2 separate regions of the Homo sapiens genome follow, and region 1 is linked to region 2. The links are chromatin loops, found by intact Hi-C in ENCODE. Cell type or tissue: chondrocyte. All regions are shown on one strand.

Region 1 (8,000 bases), 520 kb after region 2:
TAGGGATATCAGCGTTTCTCTGTGTGCTTGTTAATAAAACTATATAAAAATTAAAATTTTCTGTTTTTACAAATTCCAGGGTTGTCTCTTTTTCATGTAATAAGAAAATTAAATTTTCTGTTCTAGTTTTTTCTGTAATCATAAGCATTCTGATATTTTAAAATCATAAAGATGATGGAAAGTAGATTTATTTTTAAGCCAGGTACGTAATTTTTTATTTATCATAAAATTTAGTATTTTTGAATATTAAAATTAAGAAGATGACTATAACAAGAATTTTTCTAACATAACATGCTATTATTATTTTAGTTATTTTGAAGACATTTCTAGTTTAACTTTCATTTAGCAAACTTCCTATCAAAATAAGAGCATATAAAGACTTAGCGTAGTACCTGGCACACAGTAAGCACTGAATATATTGGAGATTACAGATCCCGCTCTTCTAATAGGGGAAATACCATAAGTACATTTAAAAGGTGTCATTTAAAAATACAAGTAGTGGCTGGGTGCAGTGGCTCACGTCTGTAACCCCAGCACTTCGGGAGGCCGAGGCAGGTGGATCACCTGTCGTCAGGAGTTTGAGACCAGCCTGGCCAACATGGTGAAACCCTGTCTCTACTAAAAAAATACAAAAATTAGCCGGGCATGGTGGCAGGTGCCTGTAATCCCAGCTACTCAGGGGAGGCTGAGGCATGAGAATCTCTTGAACCTGGAAGGCAGAGGTTGCAGTGAGCCGAGATCACGCCACTGCACTCCAGCCTTGGGGACAGAGCGAGACACTGTCTCCAAAAAAAGAAAGAATTACAAGTAGTCTGAGCAGGAAGAACCTCTCTCCAGCTGAAAAGACTCTCAGGAAGTAGTATTGGTTTGGGGTTTGAGTAATGCACTGAATTTGCAAAGGCAAAGAGTGACACAAGAAGGATGAGGCTCTATAGATTAAGAAATCAGTATGAGCAAGAAATGATAAATGCTGGGCATTATTATGAACCAACAAATACACCAAATAGGCTAGAGTGTAGGGCTTATAAACAGGAGACAACTAAAAGAATGTGATTCTAATAGAAAACAGTAATTCCCCAAACTTGCTAATCATCTAAGGAATTTCTTGAATATGTATTTATAGATGCCACCCCTAGAGACAGCTGGCTTGGGAAGCCTGAGATGGGATCATAGAATTTGATCAGTTCTATATTATGTGCTTTTTTTGTTTTATTTCTCTAAAGAATTCATCTTGTCTTCCTGTTTTCTTTATTCTTACTAATATGCAAATGATTTTTACAGCTCATGCAGTCCTGTAATCATGATTATTGCTATGCTACTTTGCAAAAAATAAAAACAAAAAATTCATACCAAAACAAATACAGACTAGATTTGGGGTGGGGAGGGGAAATAAGTGAGTCTTAAAAGTAGTTTTGTTACTTGCAACAAACTGTATATATAGAAACTTTGTACAACCCAGGGTGACTATTTCCAAAGACTGTTACCTATTTGTTGAACAACAGTGGGAAAACTACTTAGCCTAAATGAGGAGGAGGAATATTGTATGCTTCCATCGTAACCGTATGTGGGTAAATGGACAAGGTCTGTCATCTATTTAGGAACTTGTTTTGCATGTCCCCCACTCTGTATTTGTCTTTTGTTGTGCCTTGTTTTTTGAATGTCCTTTAAAAAACACAGCACAGAAACCCACTAAGGTTGTGGAATTACAAAATTCCTTCAACCTTAGACTCTTAATTAGGATGCCCTCAAATGGACTTGTTTTTAATTTTTATTTATTTATTTATTTTTGAGACATGGTCTTGCTCTGTCTCCCAGGCCGGAGTGCAGTGGCATGATATCTCACTGCAAACCTCCGCCTCCTGGGTTCAAGCGATTCTCCTGCCTCAGCCTCCCTAGTAGCTGGGATTACAGGCGCCTGCCACCACGCCTGGCTAATTTTTGTATTTTTAGTAGAGACGGGGTTTTGCCATGTTGGCCAGGCTGGTCTCAAACTCTTGACCTCAAGTGATCCACTCGCCTCGATCTCTCAAAGTGCTGGGATTACAGGCATAAGCCACTGCACCCAGCCAATTGGACTCCTTTGAGTCCTTAGGGAGTCAATGTGTGTGTTGCTGCTTATTTAAATACAGTTCAGTTGGAGCCCCAAGAGTGCCAATGTGCTCCTCACAATTCCCAAATGCCTCTCTTCCTGAACACCAGAAGTGGTGGGCACCTGAGTGGGAAATTTCAGGCAACTTAATTTAGTTCCTCAGTGCCTACTCTTGAAGAACTGGGTTTTCATTCTAGAGAGGAAACTCAGGGAAGGGCGTGTTGCCTATCACAGGTTCGCATACTAAGTTTTAAAAACTTTTCTTGGTGTGACTTATGCCAAGGAATTATGAAGACTTTTTCCTTGAGCATTGCATGAAGGCTACAAAGTTGGAACAGGCATGTCCTGGGTGTGAAAGTTTTAATTTCCCTACCTCATTTATTTATTTAATTTAGAGATGGGGGTCTCACTATGTTGCCCATCCCGGCTTCCAACTCCTGGGCTCAAGCAATCCTCCCACGTCAGTCTCTCAAATAGCTGGGACTACAGGCCCACGCCACCATGCCCTACTTCCTCATTTATTTTAAATTTTTTGTACCACAGTCTCTCTTTTTAATTTTATGACTGCTGAATTAATCCTAGACTCTGTCTTAAAACTAAGAATTGATGTATTGGCAGGAACAGCTGGACATTCAAGATGTTTTTGTGATTCCTTTTTTAAAAATCTCCTTTTGTACCTGTAATATCTACAATATATAATCTTTCTTTATCGACTTAAGGAGGAAGGAGAAAGGAAGAACCTGACTTCTGTGTGAAGGACCTTACTGTCGATCAAGACTGTTACTCAAAGTTCTATCTCTTAGTCATTGCACCTGACCTGATCCAAAACATATATATATATTTGTATGCACCCCTAGAGACAGCTGTATATATATACGGTTTTGCCAGGTTGTACGTTTTTTTCTCGAGTTGTAAGTGAACACAGTAGCACTCGTTTACATTGTCAAGGGGACATCTTTAGAGAACACATTTTCTCACTGTTGAGCTAATAATGCTTTGTGAATGTATGATCTAAGGAGAAACCCTTGTAGTTATACCCGATGATGCTGTCTGTTGGAAAGTAAATTTTGAATGTCTTTTTCCAAAAATAAAAAATAAAAACATGCTTTCAATAAGTTCTTTCCCCCCTCTGGCGAGGGCTACTAAATTTGCTCAGCATTTAATACGTAAAATTGGCTAACAGTGTCTGCACAGCCAGAGAGAAGTTGTCTAGCAAATCGGGTCAATGACACACAGGAAACAAACATCAAGAAAGGGGTCCTAGATTGGTCCAGTCAGGTAGGCGTTAGGTGACCAAGGGGGTCGGGGACCCAGAGGATAGGACCCAAAGACGCAAGCGTCGCGCGCCCAAGGCTCAGCGCGCCTGCGCAGGGTAGCGGCCGTTCAGCCAGCGGCTCGGGGGCGGAAGCACTGGAGCCCCGAGTCACGTGGCTGCGGGCGGAGATGAGCGGGGCGTGGGACGTGCTGCGGCGTCCTAGCTGGCTTACAGGGCGGCGGCGGGGTGTGTGTCCTCTGTTAAGAGTGCTACTCGCCCGGGGTTGATCTGTGCATGCCACTCCTGGGTCAGACGGTGAGGTCGGCGTCTGCGAGGACGCGGCGGTGGAGTAGAAGGGCAGCCGGAGACAGGCCCGGCGCCCCTTCCGAGGCTAGACGGCCCCAGCTTCGCGGGGATCATGGCATTGCTGGTGGACCGAGTGCGGGGCCACTGGCGAATCGCCGCCGGGCTCCTGTTCAACCTGCTGGTGTCCATCTGCATTGTGTTCCTCAACAAATGGATTTATGTGTACCACGGCTTCCCCAACATGAGCCTGACCCTGGTGCACTTCGTGGTCACCTGGCTGGGCTTGTATATCTGCCAGAAGCTGGACATCTTTGCCCCCAAAAGTCTGCCGCCCTCCAGGCTCCTCCTCCTGGCCCTCAGCTTCTGTGGCTTTGTGGTCTTCACTAACCTTTCTCTGCAGAACAACACCATAGGCACCTATCAGCTGGCCAAGGCCATGACCACGCCGGTGATCATAGCCATCCAGACCTTCTGCTACCAGAAAACCTTCTCCACCAGAATCCAGCTCACGCTGGTGAGTAGCTTCAGCTTCCCAAGGCGCCGCTCTCCCGACCCACCTCCTGCACTGGCCCCGGGAAATTCGAACGCACACTGGTCTTTCCCTTCATCTTGAAATCCACAAATGAGTCATCTGTGGGCATGTGAACTTTTAGGCTTATTTTAGGGAGGGGGAAAAGGCCATCTTGTCAGCCCAGAAGAGTGGGCATGTGTGAATTTTAGTAGCTGCCATTTGATGGAAATCGTTAAATGCTGTGATCGATAAGAAAAAAAGCTGTATTGGGTGGTACAGTCCAGTGTTATCAGAATATCTGCAAAAGCTCAAACAAAAACAGCCTTTCTCCCCCAGGGGAATCAAATCGTGTATGATAAAACGTGAAAAGATGTAGCATAAAGTAGGTCTCAAAACGTCTGCAGCACCATACTTTAGAGCTGTCTGCATCTTTAAATAAAAGGAGGTGGACTCAATTTTAGCACTTAGTAACTTATTTAAGGTCTTTTTCTTTTTTTTTTTTTTCTTTTTGAGACGGAATTTCACTCTTGTTGCCCAGGCTGGAGTGCAATGGCACGATCTCGGCTCACCGCAACCTCCGCCTCCCGGGTTTAAGCGATTCTCCTGCCTCAGCCTCCCGAGTAGCTGGGATTACAGGCATGCGCCACCACGCCCGGCTAATTTTGTATTTTTAGTAAAGACGGGGTTTCTCCATGTTAATCAGGCTGGTCTCGAACTCTGACCTCAGGTGATCTGCCCGCCTTGGCCTCCGAAAGCGCTGGGGTTACAGTGGTGAGCCACCGTGCCTGGCCTTATATTTAAGGTCTTTATGCTTTTATTGTTTTATATTTATGCTTATGCTGTTTAGACACTAGTTTGGGGATCCATTTACTCACCTTTGTATTCATGTGGTATTTTCTTGCAAAGTGCAATATATTTACCACAAATTTAGAATGGAATTAAATGTGAATATCAATATAGATTTGTCATATTTCACGTTTAGGAAATAGGATTAACAACTAGTTTTCCCAAGTCAAAACAGAAAACATTTATACAGGTTCATTGTTTCCCAGTTATGTGTTTATCATTAGCCTTGTAAGACATTGTGAAAGGAATACTAAATTTTTGTCTCTTGAATTTAATCTGAACAACATTTACCTCTTTTTCGTTACAGATTCCTATAACTTTAGGTGTAATCCTAAATTCTTATTACGATGTGAAGTTTAATTTCCTTGGAATGGTGTTTGCTGCTCTTGGTGTTTTAGTTACATCCCTTTATCAAGTGGTTGGTAATTTTTTTTTCTTTATGTGCCTTTTTAGCAGATTTCATAAATTTTGAAGCTGTATTCCAAGGTTTAGAAAATACAGTATAGAGACAATAGACTGTTGGGAAGAAAGCATAATTGCATAAGTTGTCTGACTCAAGGTGAAGAGAAGAAAGGAGACAGAGAAACTTGGGTGTGTGATGCTCACCAAATACCTACCTGTTTGTAAGTGTATAATATCCATGCTTAACAGTCTCAGCTTGGGGTGAAGTTATTTTCTGGGAAATCTTTACAAAATACCTAGTAAGACTTTTTACTTCCTAAGTTTGTTATGTTTTCTGTTTACTCTTTACTTTTAACATTGTTGTGAAGGAGTGAGTATACTTCCAGAAATCTGAACAGTAATGAAAAATTTCAGATTTTTAGATGTTTTTGCCTCAAAAATTATACTGCTGTTACAACTTGTTTATTGGCTTTTAATAATGTGTCTAATATAGATTATTACAATATTATACTCTATATTAATAAATATAGAGTAATTTATATTAATGAATATTTTTCCATTTGTGCAAGCGCAGTGCCTTGCCTATAGCAGATATTCATTAAAAATATGTTCATGGATTCACTTACTTCATTACCATAAAATCCTAACAAGTATGGTTTTTGATTCTTATTTAGTGGAGAAAAAATAACTTGCTGTAGGGGACAGTGAAACGGTATTCTCTCTATACTGAAAACCTTGGTCTGGAAATTCTGGGTGTGCCTGCATGGGGAATCAAAGCCAAAATGTGTAACCAATTTTATTTTTTTCACAAACATCCACTGGTTATTAAACTAAGGCATTCTTGTTTGAAATTTTAGGAGTTCAGTAATAGAGCCCTGGCATCTTAAACATTCTAGTAGTGATCATGTCAGAGACAGTATTTGAAAATATTCTGCAGTGAAATACATTTTCTAGTGGCAGAGAAGCAGTTTAAATAAAAGAAGAGGCTAGTGAACATTCCTATTCATCTTTCTTGTTAAATGCACTTGTTTTTGCCTAGTATAGGCAATTTATTAAACAGAGCAAGTAATTGTACTCCTTATACGTAATAGATTCAGAGTACTCACCATCTCTGTCACTATGACCATTTTTGTTCACACAAGTCTCAAAATTGCTATAGATTAGAATCAAAGGATTCTATATCCCTAAGGTAGATATTTGACATGAGATTGACCAAGGAATGATTGTAGATTAATGGACAGTTTCTTATCAGTAAGTGGTAAAGGTACCATTACAAAATAGGTATATTCCCAAAACATTCCTCTTAAAGAAAGTTGTATCTGCCCACAGTATCTTGGGATAATTTCTATGTTGTTTCTCTTATACTGCTGGAGACATTAAAAGGAGTTAAAAGACAAGTGACCAGCTATTAGCTTGAGTTGTAGAAAGATGGTTGACTCATTCATTCGTTCAGCAGACATCTTTTCTGCATTATGTTCACCCTTGAGGATACAAAGATGAAAAGCAGCTACAGTCCAGCAGTGTAGAAACACAAAGAGACAGCTGGTCACAGTAGCATATGTACCCCAAGGTAGGAGGAAAATTCTGAGGAACACCAAGGAGGAAGTGGCAGCTCTTAAAGAGGGGCGGTGAGGTAAGACTTTACGGAAAAGTTAACAATTTAAATTGAAGGGCACACAGAAATGAGCTCAGCAGGGAAGGACAGCTGGTCTTTTCCTTGCAGTGTGTGTGAAAGTCTGGAGCATTTTTGGAGAACTTGATTTGTTTGGTGAGGCTAGGCAGTAGGTGCATTGTGAGAAGACAAGGCTGAGGAGTGGGTGATACCAGATGTCAGGGTCGTGAAGCCATGCTAAGGAAGTATATCTTTATTGAGCACGCACCAGGAGAGGAGTTCAGACAGGGACTGACTTGATCATTCCCCTGTCTTTAGAAAAGTAACTGATGGCAATGAAGGGTGGGTAAGAGGGAAGGAAGGGTAAAAGGCAGAGCAGTCAGGAACCTACCTGTACTTCACAGGACAGGCAGGAAGGGCCTGGGCTAGGGCGGTGGGAATGGACAGGGAAAGGTTAAAAGGCACTCCAGGGGCGTTTTGGGGAACATAGGAGAACCTGACTGAATGTGAGAGAGAGGAAAGTAAGGCTCTGATCCCTGAGGGAGATTATATCATCAATTATTGGAAACACACAAGAGGAGCCCATTTGTAGAAAAAAGGCACCAGTTGATTTTAAACAAGTTCCTGCAGATTATATAAGTAGAGATGGCCAGGAGACTGGCCAATATAAGGTTAAGGATGCTCAAGCGATGAGGGAAGAGCAGTAGATCTCAGCAAATAGTAAAAGACATCAGTCAGGGCGATGAAAGAGGAAGGCAGGCATCTGCCTTAAAAACTGTTAAGTGCAGGAGGCAGTGAGGGAGGAGTACAAACCAGAGGGTAGTTCTTCCAAGCAAAACTTGCAGGTTCTGCAAAGAGGGCTCGCAGGAAGGGCCACAGGGAGTCTGGACATGTCCATGGAGATCATAGTGCCCTTAGGAGAGCATTAGAGGGGTGGTGGCAGGAGCCAGGCTGTGCTGCATTGAGGGACAGTGGAGGC
Region 2 (8,000 bases):
AGTTAATGACCCAAGTTTCTAGCTTAAGAAACTAGAAGGAGCAGACTAAATATAAATTTAATAGAAGAAAATGAATAATAATGTTCAGAATAAAAATCACTGAAATAAAAACAGAAAAGTAATAAAGAAAAATCAATGAAACTAAAAACTGGTTCTTTGAGAAATCAATAAAATTGATGAATTTTTAGCCAGACCCATGAGAAAGAAAAAATAAAGACAAAAATTACCAATATCAGAAATAAGAGAAGTGACATCATCCTGTACTATGCAGATATTAAAAGCATATTAAGGAAATATCATGAAAAATTATCTGGCTATAAATTTGGTGAATTTGATGAGATGAATAAAATCACTGAAAGACACAAACTACCAAGGTTCCTTCAAAAAGAAATAGATAATCTGAAAAAATAACCTTGCATCTACTAAAAAATAGAATACATAGTTTAAAATCTTCCCACAAAGAAAACTCTAAGCAAAAATGGCTTCACTGGTAAATCTTGCCAAACATTTAAGAAAAAATAAGTCTATACTAACACTTTCTGAAAATTGAAAAGGTAAACCCTTTTCAACTTTATGAGGCCAGGATTATGCTAGTATCAAAGTGACACAGATATTACAAGAAAACCGTAGACTAACATCTAACATATGTAGATGCAAAATTTTTAGGCAAAATTTTAGCAAATTAAATCTAGTGATGTATGAAAGAAATAATATATTATTGCCAAGTAGAGTGCATCCCAGAAATGCAAGATTGGTTTAACTTTGAAAATCAATGTAATTCATTGTTTCAATTGTCCAAAAATTAAAAATCATACAATCCTGTCAATAGATGTGTTAAAAAGGCATTGATCTAAATGTGATATTTAAAATGAGGAAACTTCTAAATGTAAAATTTTTTCATGACCTTTGTGTTAAATAAAGATTTCTTCAATATGACACCAAAACATGGTCCATTAAAGAAAAAACTATTATATTGTACTTCATAAAATGTAAAATCTCTTCAAAAGACACTAAGATAATAAGAAGGTGTCATAGATATCTGTCATCCAGGTTGGAGTGCAGTGGTGCGGTCTTGGCTCACTGCAACCTCCACCTCCTGGGTTCAAGAGATTCTCCTGTCTCAGTCTCCCGAGTAGCTGGGACTACAGGCATGCGCCACCGCGCCTGGCTAATTTTTGTATTTTTTCTTGAGATGGGGTTTTGCCATGTTGGTCAGGTTGGTCTCGAACTCCTGACCTCAGGTGATCCACCCATCTCGGCCTCCCAAAGTGCTGGGATTGTAGGCGTAAGCTACCGTACCTGGCCAAATTCTTATATATTCTCCCTTGTATACAAATATATTAATGTTAAATATAGTCATAAGAATTCTGCATGCTCAGAAACATTCTGATCTTATGATTTTTATGCCCTCAAGTCTCCCCTCTCCCTGCTACTTGATCTTTATTTCCAGAAGTGGGAATTAGGAACAGAAACGAACACAACAGTCCTCAACACAAAAGCTTCTTTCTTATGAAGACAAAACAAAGCCAGTCAACTAAAACTAAATAAATAAAAGAAAAAACTAATTCAACAACTTGGTCATTGACAAATTCATCATTTGGCAATTGTTCTGGAGCAGGCACATGGACAGTTTTTTAAGTATATTAAAGGAAAGGAGGAATGGGGTGGGAGGAAAAGGAAAGGAATGAAGGAAGGAAAAGGAAGGAAAGCACGAGGTCTCAGCCATTTGACGAATATCCATCAAGTGCAAATCCATACCCTCAAAATGTGGCAATTATTTATTTCATCACCTTTATCAAATAGTAATGAGTGACACAATGTTGCCTATGAACAGGAATAAAAAAGAATAAATGGAAAGGAGGTGGATAGGACCAGTTGCTCACCATGAGCATTTTATTTTTATATCTGAATTTTGAACTATCTAAAACCTAGAAATGTTCAATAGTGGGCTGGTGATATGAATGTCAAAAGAGTTGTACTGTTATCTGCAGCCAGTAATCATAAAGTTCCATGCAAATGAACTGCAAGTGAAATAGATATTGATCATCTCTAGCTGACAACATGTGATCCAGTAACTACTTCCGGGTTATACCAGAGTTCATCTTTAAGTTTTTCTTTCTGGTGATACAAAACAACACCCACCAAGGATAACTCAAATATAATCCAGGTAATGAGATTTGGTAATATAGTACATAAGTATTCCATCATTGGAATTGCAATATTTCCCCAACCCAAATACTCCTATTAAACCTACCAGGGAAGGCTACTGTAAATTTTAAAGGAATAATTTAGTACTTTGCTCTTGATATGTGAAAATTTTCACCTAATTCAGCATGTAATCAACAAATCCAACCAGAGTCATACCCTATTTGGTAAAATATAATTATCTGAAAAAAAGTTACCATCACAAATTAAAATGTCTTTGCAACTTTAGCAGAGTAAGCATCTTTTAATAACTCTGGTATCCATTAAAAATTGTCAACAGAAATAAAACAGGTACACTGATAAGAGCATTTAAAAATCCCATGCACAAGCTAACAATTTATAAAGAGCTGTAGTAATCCTTACTATTACCTTTAATGTATTAAGATACAAAATACATAATTACTGGATTCTTCAAATGATTTAAAGCAATCAATATCATATGTTTTGCTTTTTTAAAATTATTCCCAAGGTTTGGGGCAGAGGAAACTTTCAGAAGAACACAAACCAATGTTTTATTGTTGGCATAATTTCAAATATTAAGTGCACACATTAAGCAAGTAGGCTGTGTGCCAAAATTCTGTGTAAATCAGCTGTTCAGAACACAGACAGCATTTAACTCTGCAGCAGCACTACCAATGCAGCATTCATTGCTCAATCAACCCCTCAGAATCCTGTTTAGCCTATAGCATCATACTAACCTAAGCATTATCCCAGAGTACCGCCTCCAGGAAACAGAATGGGCCATTTCCTTCTGTCTCCCGATCGTGGAAGAAGCCTTGGATCAGTTTTAAAATATGTCAAGGTTCTGCGGAAAGCTTTCTAAAGCTCAGAGCGTGCAGAACGGAAGGCCCCCTCTCACAGTCCCCCCTTTCAAGAAGGGACTTGACCAATTGTGACTTGATCACTACTGCTCTGAATCCCCAGAGCTTTGTTTTACTTATTTTTCCCACAACAACCTCAATAGTACGGACGGCAGGGGAAATACGGCAAGTATAATTAGTTTCAATAGGTTGACCATTTATACATTGATTACATTTAGTGTCCGTTTTTATTAACAAAATATCATATTTAAATTAATGTTGTTTACTTCATGTTTTATAACTTCTGTCTGCTAAGCCCTCTCCCAACCACTGATTCAGAGATTCATAGAGTAGGTGCTCAGTTAATTTGTATTAAACAGACAGATACCAGTTTCTGCTGCCAGAAATATAAAATTATGTTTGGCTGAAACATTATAGACACCAGGCCAGTTACCTTTTCCCTAAATCAATGTCTGCAGTCTTTCTAACGCTCAGGCCAATCCTGCCGCTTTATGTTTCACGGGGGAGCTTGCTTTACCCCAGGGCATAAACTGCACAGCTTGTAAGACAACTGATGCTCACACTGATAGGCTTGAGGTGGGAGCAGGGAAGAAGGAAAGCGCGGAGTTACGTGTTGCCTAGCGAGATTGATGAGATGATGTGTTCGTATTTGGCCACAGGAGGGAGCCAGACCCTTTGGGAAGCAGCAACAACCAACCAGAGCGGCGCCACACTGTCCCACCCACTTTAGGAAAACTTCACCAGAAACAAACCAAGAAAAACCAGAGTTCCTAGACATATCCAGGTTTCCTAAGCTTTTCATCTAGAATATTGTTCGTTTTAGGTTATAACTGTCGCTATGTGTTCTCTAGCTATTTGGGTCAACAAAACCAAATTAGTAATGAAAACCTGACATGGATTTGGGGGTTCTGACCAGACACTCTGTACTGTATCAGGCAAGGATTTAACAATGCAACTTAAATTTAAGAGACTATTTATAGTTACACATGTACTTTCTTCATAAGGTTGTCTTATAGGTTTAAGCATAGAACAAAATTTCAGGCACCAGAACTGGCCCAGAGAATTCTCCCTGTGTTTTGCAAAGAGGTATCAATTTGTAATTTCTTTTTATCAGTGTTGTAATTTTAATAAAATATGAGAGTTTATAAAAAAACATGCAATCCAAACCTAAGTAAGGGTATAACAAACACAAACTAAGCAAAGAAATAGAGAACTTAAATTTGGTGGTTTTTTTTTTTTTTTTTTGCTTGTTTTTTTCTTTTTAACCTAGCCGATCTACTCACACTCATAAAATGCCTCATGTACTCTGGGCTGAAATTTGGGTTACGGAGCACTTTAGTTGACCACAAGAAAAAAACATCTTAACTCTTAAAAAATAAACACCCCCCCCCTCTAATGGCCCAGTGTTTAAGTCTCAGTGACCATGATGCCCAGGATGAAGAGCTCCTTTCCAACTGGCTTCCCAAGGATTGCAATAAGGCTCCCAACCCAACCTTTGTACCATCTGCAAGCTACAACTGCAGGAGGCTGGAGAAAGCATACTTGGACCCCAACCAAGGGCACAGAAAAGCTTCAATATTCCCCACAGAGGCAACTCGACTAACATTGCACAGATTCTGGCTCAGTGTTTTTGTTTTGTTTTGTTTTGTTTTGTTTTGTTTTGTTTTGTTTTGTTTTCTGCACTGGTCTTTATTGCTGTGGAATTTTTCATAGAAATGTGATCACTTTTACCTTCTTAATTAATTCTCCACTGCTTGCTATGACAGTGACCATACTGAGGCATCAAATAATTTAGGTACCAAAGAAGGCATGTCTATCCCTTTTTAAGTTTTTTACTGAGATTATGCCTTAAAAGGGGCACAAATATTTTTTTAAAAACATAAGTAAATAAGAAAAAGGGCATCAGTTAGTTATTATTGTTATGGGAAAGAAGGAAGGAAGGAAAGAGAGAGAGAAAGAAAGAAAAGGAAGTAAAGAAAGAAGGAAGGAAGGAAAAGAAAGAAAGAGAGAGGGAGGGAAGGAGGGTGGAGGAAGAGAAAGGGGAGAGGGAGGGAGGGAGAGGGAAGGAAGGGAGGGAGGGAGGGAAGAAGGGAGAGAGGGAGAGAGGGAGGAAGGGAGAGAAAGAGAGACTTAGAATAGTGTTTGGCACAAAGTTGGTACTCAAGAAATATTAAATGGATGAATGGATTACTTGGGAATCACATAATGAGAGAATGATTTTAAAGTATTTATTTGAAAACCATGTCATGTTACTTTAGCTCTCTTCAGTGTGTTTTATGAGCCATTCTTTAAGAAATAATAAATAGCAGCATTCTGAGTAATGTACAGTTATTTAATGCTATTTCCCTGGTGATGACCTCTCCATTTGGACTACAAGCCAACAATTACAAAGCTCGTTTTACTCACCCTTTGGTGTGAGACAGATTCTTACATGCTGACTTCTAAACAGGTTTCTAGGATCAAATGCACAGTATTTGTTGTGTATACTTACACAGTGGCTCAATTTCTGCCTAAGGCTATGAAAGTCCTCCACAAAGCGTATTTTCTTGCAGCCTTGCAATTGCAGTTGACCAAAAACGTCTTCCATGAAGAAGGACAGAAGCTGTTCTTGAAATTGACAGTTTTTCTAAAAATAAGATACAAGAAATTGCATATGGTAAATTATGAATCGTTTTTTAATGTCCCCCGATCATTACTTAATTACTCTCTGAAAAAAATTTAAATGCAGGGGGAAATAAACATCAAATAAGTGGAAATGTAAAAAAGAAGAAGACTTTCTGACTTACCATAAACTGCTTTTTTGTTTTCTTTTTTAATAATCGTATATTTTTTATGCGGTCTTCCTACAATAATACAAAGAGAAATAAGTTGTATCCAAGATTGTAAATGTCCTTGAGGTCATGATTTTAAGCAGAGCCTAATACTTACTGGAATCGTTGCTTTGAGCCATGCTGCTTTGATATAGAGAGCGTCAACAGCTTGGGACAATGTTCCCCTTGGGTAACAACTTTTGGTGAAGGAAGATTGCTTGTGCTTGGCAATGGCAAGAGACAGAGTGACTAACAGCAACCCACACCTCAAAATGAAATTCACCAGCATTTCCCTTCACCCCACTCAGCGTGTGTCACTCACAGCAGCCCAAGAGATACTAATGCCGGTTAGATGAGAGGATAACCTACTTAATGTAGCCCTCAAAGCCACCAGTCCAATGAGGTGCTGTGAAAGATAATTTACAGTTTATATAGAGGAAGATCACTTTGGTTGTTCTATTTTTTTAAGAGCTTGCTTCATAGTCAAAAAACGCTGATCACACCATCAACTGACATTATTTAAAAGCTCAGCCTTACTGGTAAGATTGCGTTCTCATTTCCAAAAGAATTCAGAATTTCAGTTGCCTATCACAGCAGCTTGCATTATTTTAAAAGGCATGCCAATAAAAACAGGATGATTTCCAGGGGGCTGTGTCATAATTTTTTAAACCCCATGTGAAAAATCTCCTTTTCTAACCAGAATCCCAGAAAAAATTTAACAAGGGGGTAGAAATGGGCAGCCCCAGGAAATCTGCTCACGATTCAAATGGGTCTTGTGTTTATTGCTTGCCACATCCTTCACCCAGCTTCCCCCAGAGGCCATTATTCTGCAGATAGCAGCGAGAACATTTCCAGTGCAGAAACAGTAACTCCCCTTAACATATTCAAGATATGTTTGGAACTGGACCTGGGACTAAGGTCCACAATGTAATAAGTTCTCTGTCATCTCTGTCCAAATTTACCACTCAGACTTTCCTTATAACTCCCAACTTCCAGGAGAGTGCAAATTCCTTGAAGAAAGAGACCGTATATTTTCACCTTTGAATACAGCATCTACCATGGCACCTCATCTAAAGAAGTGCATCCATTATTAATTGAGTAAATACTTTTGTCACATCATGACGTGCTACCATAACTGCTTTATTTTTTAAATTTCTTCCATTCACACATTTTTATTAAAGACTTGCCTACACAAAAACCAGTGCTAGGTATGAGGGAGCCACCAAGGAGGATTCTCCATAAACTCCCATCCTCATTTCTGTCCCAGTTCTTCCTAGACAGTAAATATGGCTCATTCTGGGTAGCAGCCCCAATATAAGAAGAGGGCAGCCCAGAGTCATATTCTGAGAAGCAGAGATAGGTCACTAAAGCCTAGAATGAATAGAGTTAATGTGTATCAGGGATAAGTCAACACTAGAAATCTGGTTGTGAGTTAAGAGAGTCATCAAAACTAGTCAGTCAATAACAAGCATCAGAACCCAAGACTAAATTCCAAATGAAAGCAAGCAGGGCTGTCAAAAAAACAAAAAAAAAACAAAAAAAAAACAAAAAAAAAACAACCAAGAAGAAAAAGGGAAAATAAGAAAAATGCTTGGACTGATGTCTGCTGTTTCAAAACATGAGTGGATCTCTTGGAAGAATCCAAGCCTTATTTCCCCAGGAGCAAGATCACTGGTAACGACACACCCTATCAATTGAGATGAGAACTATTCACAAAAAAACTATAGCAGAAGTCAGCTGACTGGGAGTGCTGAGTGAAGTTCACTGAAATTTTATGAAATTCAGAAAAAGAAAGAAGTCGTTTCAGTTGGGAGTGGCTGAAAGGATGTTTGAACTAGGACATGAAATACACAAAGGGATTTATTTATTTATTTATTTATTTATTTGAGCAGAGGAATGCCTAGTATTATAAGTTCCTTTGGAAAGAAACAGTGTGAACTTGGAGGGATCAAAAGCTCAAATGCCCTTAGAGGGCGAGGATTAATACAAACACACTGGGTGGGTAGATACCAGATAATTGCGGCTAATATGCTTATATGGTCACCAGTCTTAAAGTCTGTCTAATCACATAGCCTGTTAACACACTGTGCTATAAACACAGAGTGCAATAAAAGGATGACACAAAACACCTCCCAGAGCCATATACTGCCGTGAGCAGCCAATT

What was found. Hi-C counts contacts between places; a loop is a spot of excess contacts. Peaks named below come from ENCODE experiments on the same cell type or tissue, not always from the same donor. Only the 100,000 strongest peaks of a DNase experiment are listed, where the experiment ranks them.
Region 1: it touches region 2 in a loop (3-fold over the local background); 4 of 110 quality-filtered maps call a loop at or near these places.

What each region holds. Positions count from the first base shown.
Region 1 is chr12:68,742,616-68,750,615 of GRCh38, forward strand. NUP107 (nucleoporin 107) reads left to right here. Exons shown (of 28, transcript NM_020401.4): 28 at 1-3,194. It overlaps SLC35E3 (solute carrier family 35 member E3), which reads left to right and starts at 3,561. Exons shown (of 5, transcript NM_018656.5): 1 at 3,561-4,164; 2 at 5,315-5,425. The coding sequence starts at 3,763. RefSeq lists enhancers at 3,234-3,924, 3,774-3,873, 3,924-4,033, 4,394-4,583. In chondrocyte, a CTCF peak has its summit at 3,625; DNase peaks (open chromatin) are centred at 3,546 and 4,196.
Region 2 is chr12:68,219,632-68,227,631 of GRCh38, forward strand. It overlaps IL26 (interleukin 26), which reads right to left and starts at 6,179. Exons shown (of 5, transcript NM_018402.2): 1 at 5,955-6,179; 2 at 5,813-5,869; 3 at 5,518-5,652. The coding sequence starts at 6,125. In chondrocyte, CTCF peaks have their summits at 3,681 (motif pointing right) and 3,880; a DNase peak (open chromatin) is centred at 3,710.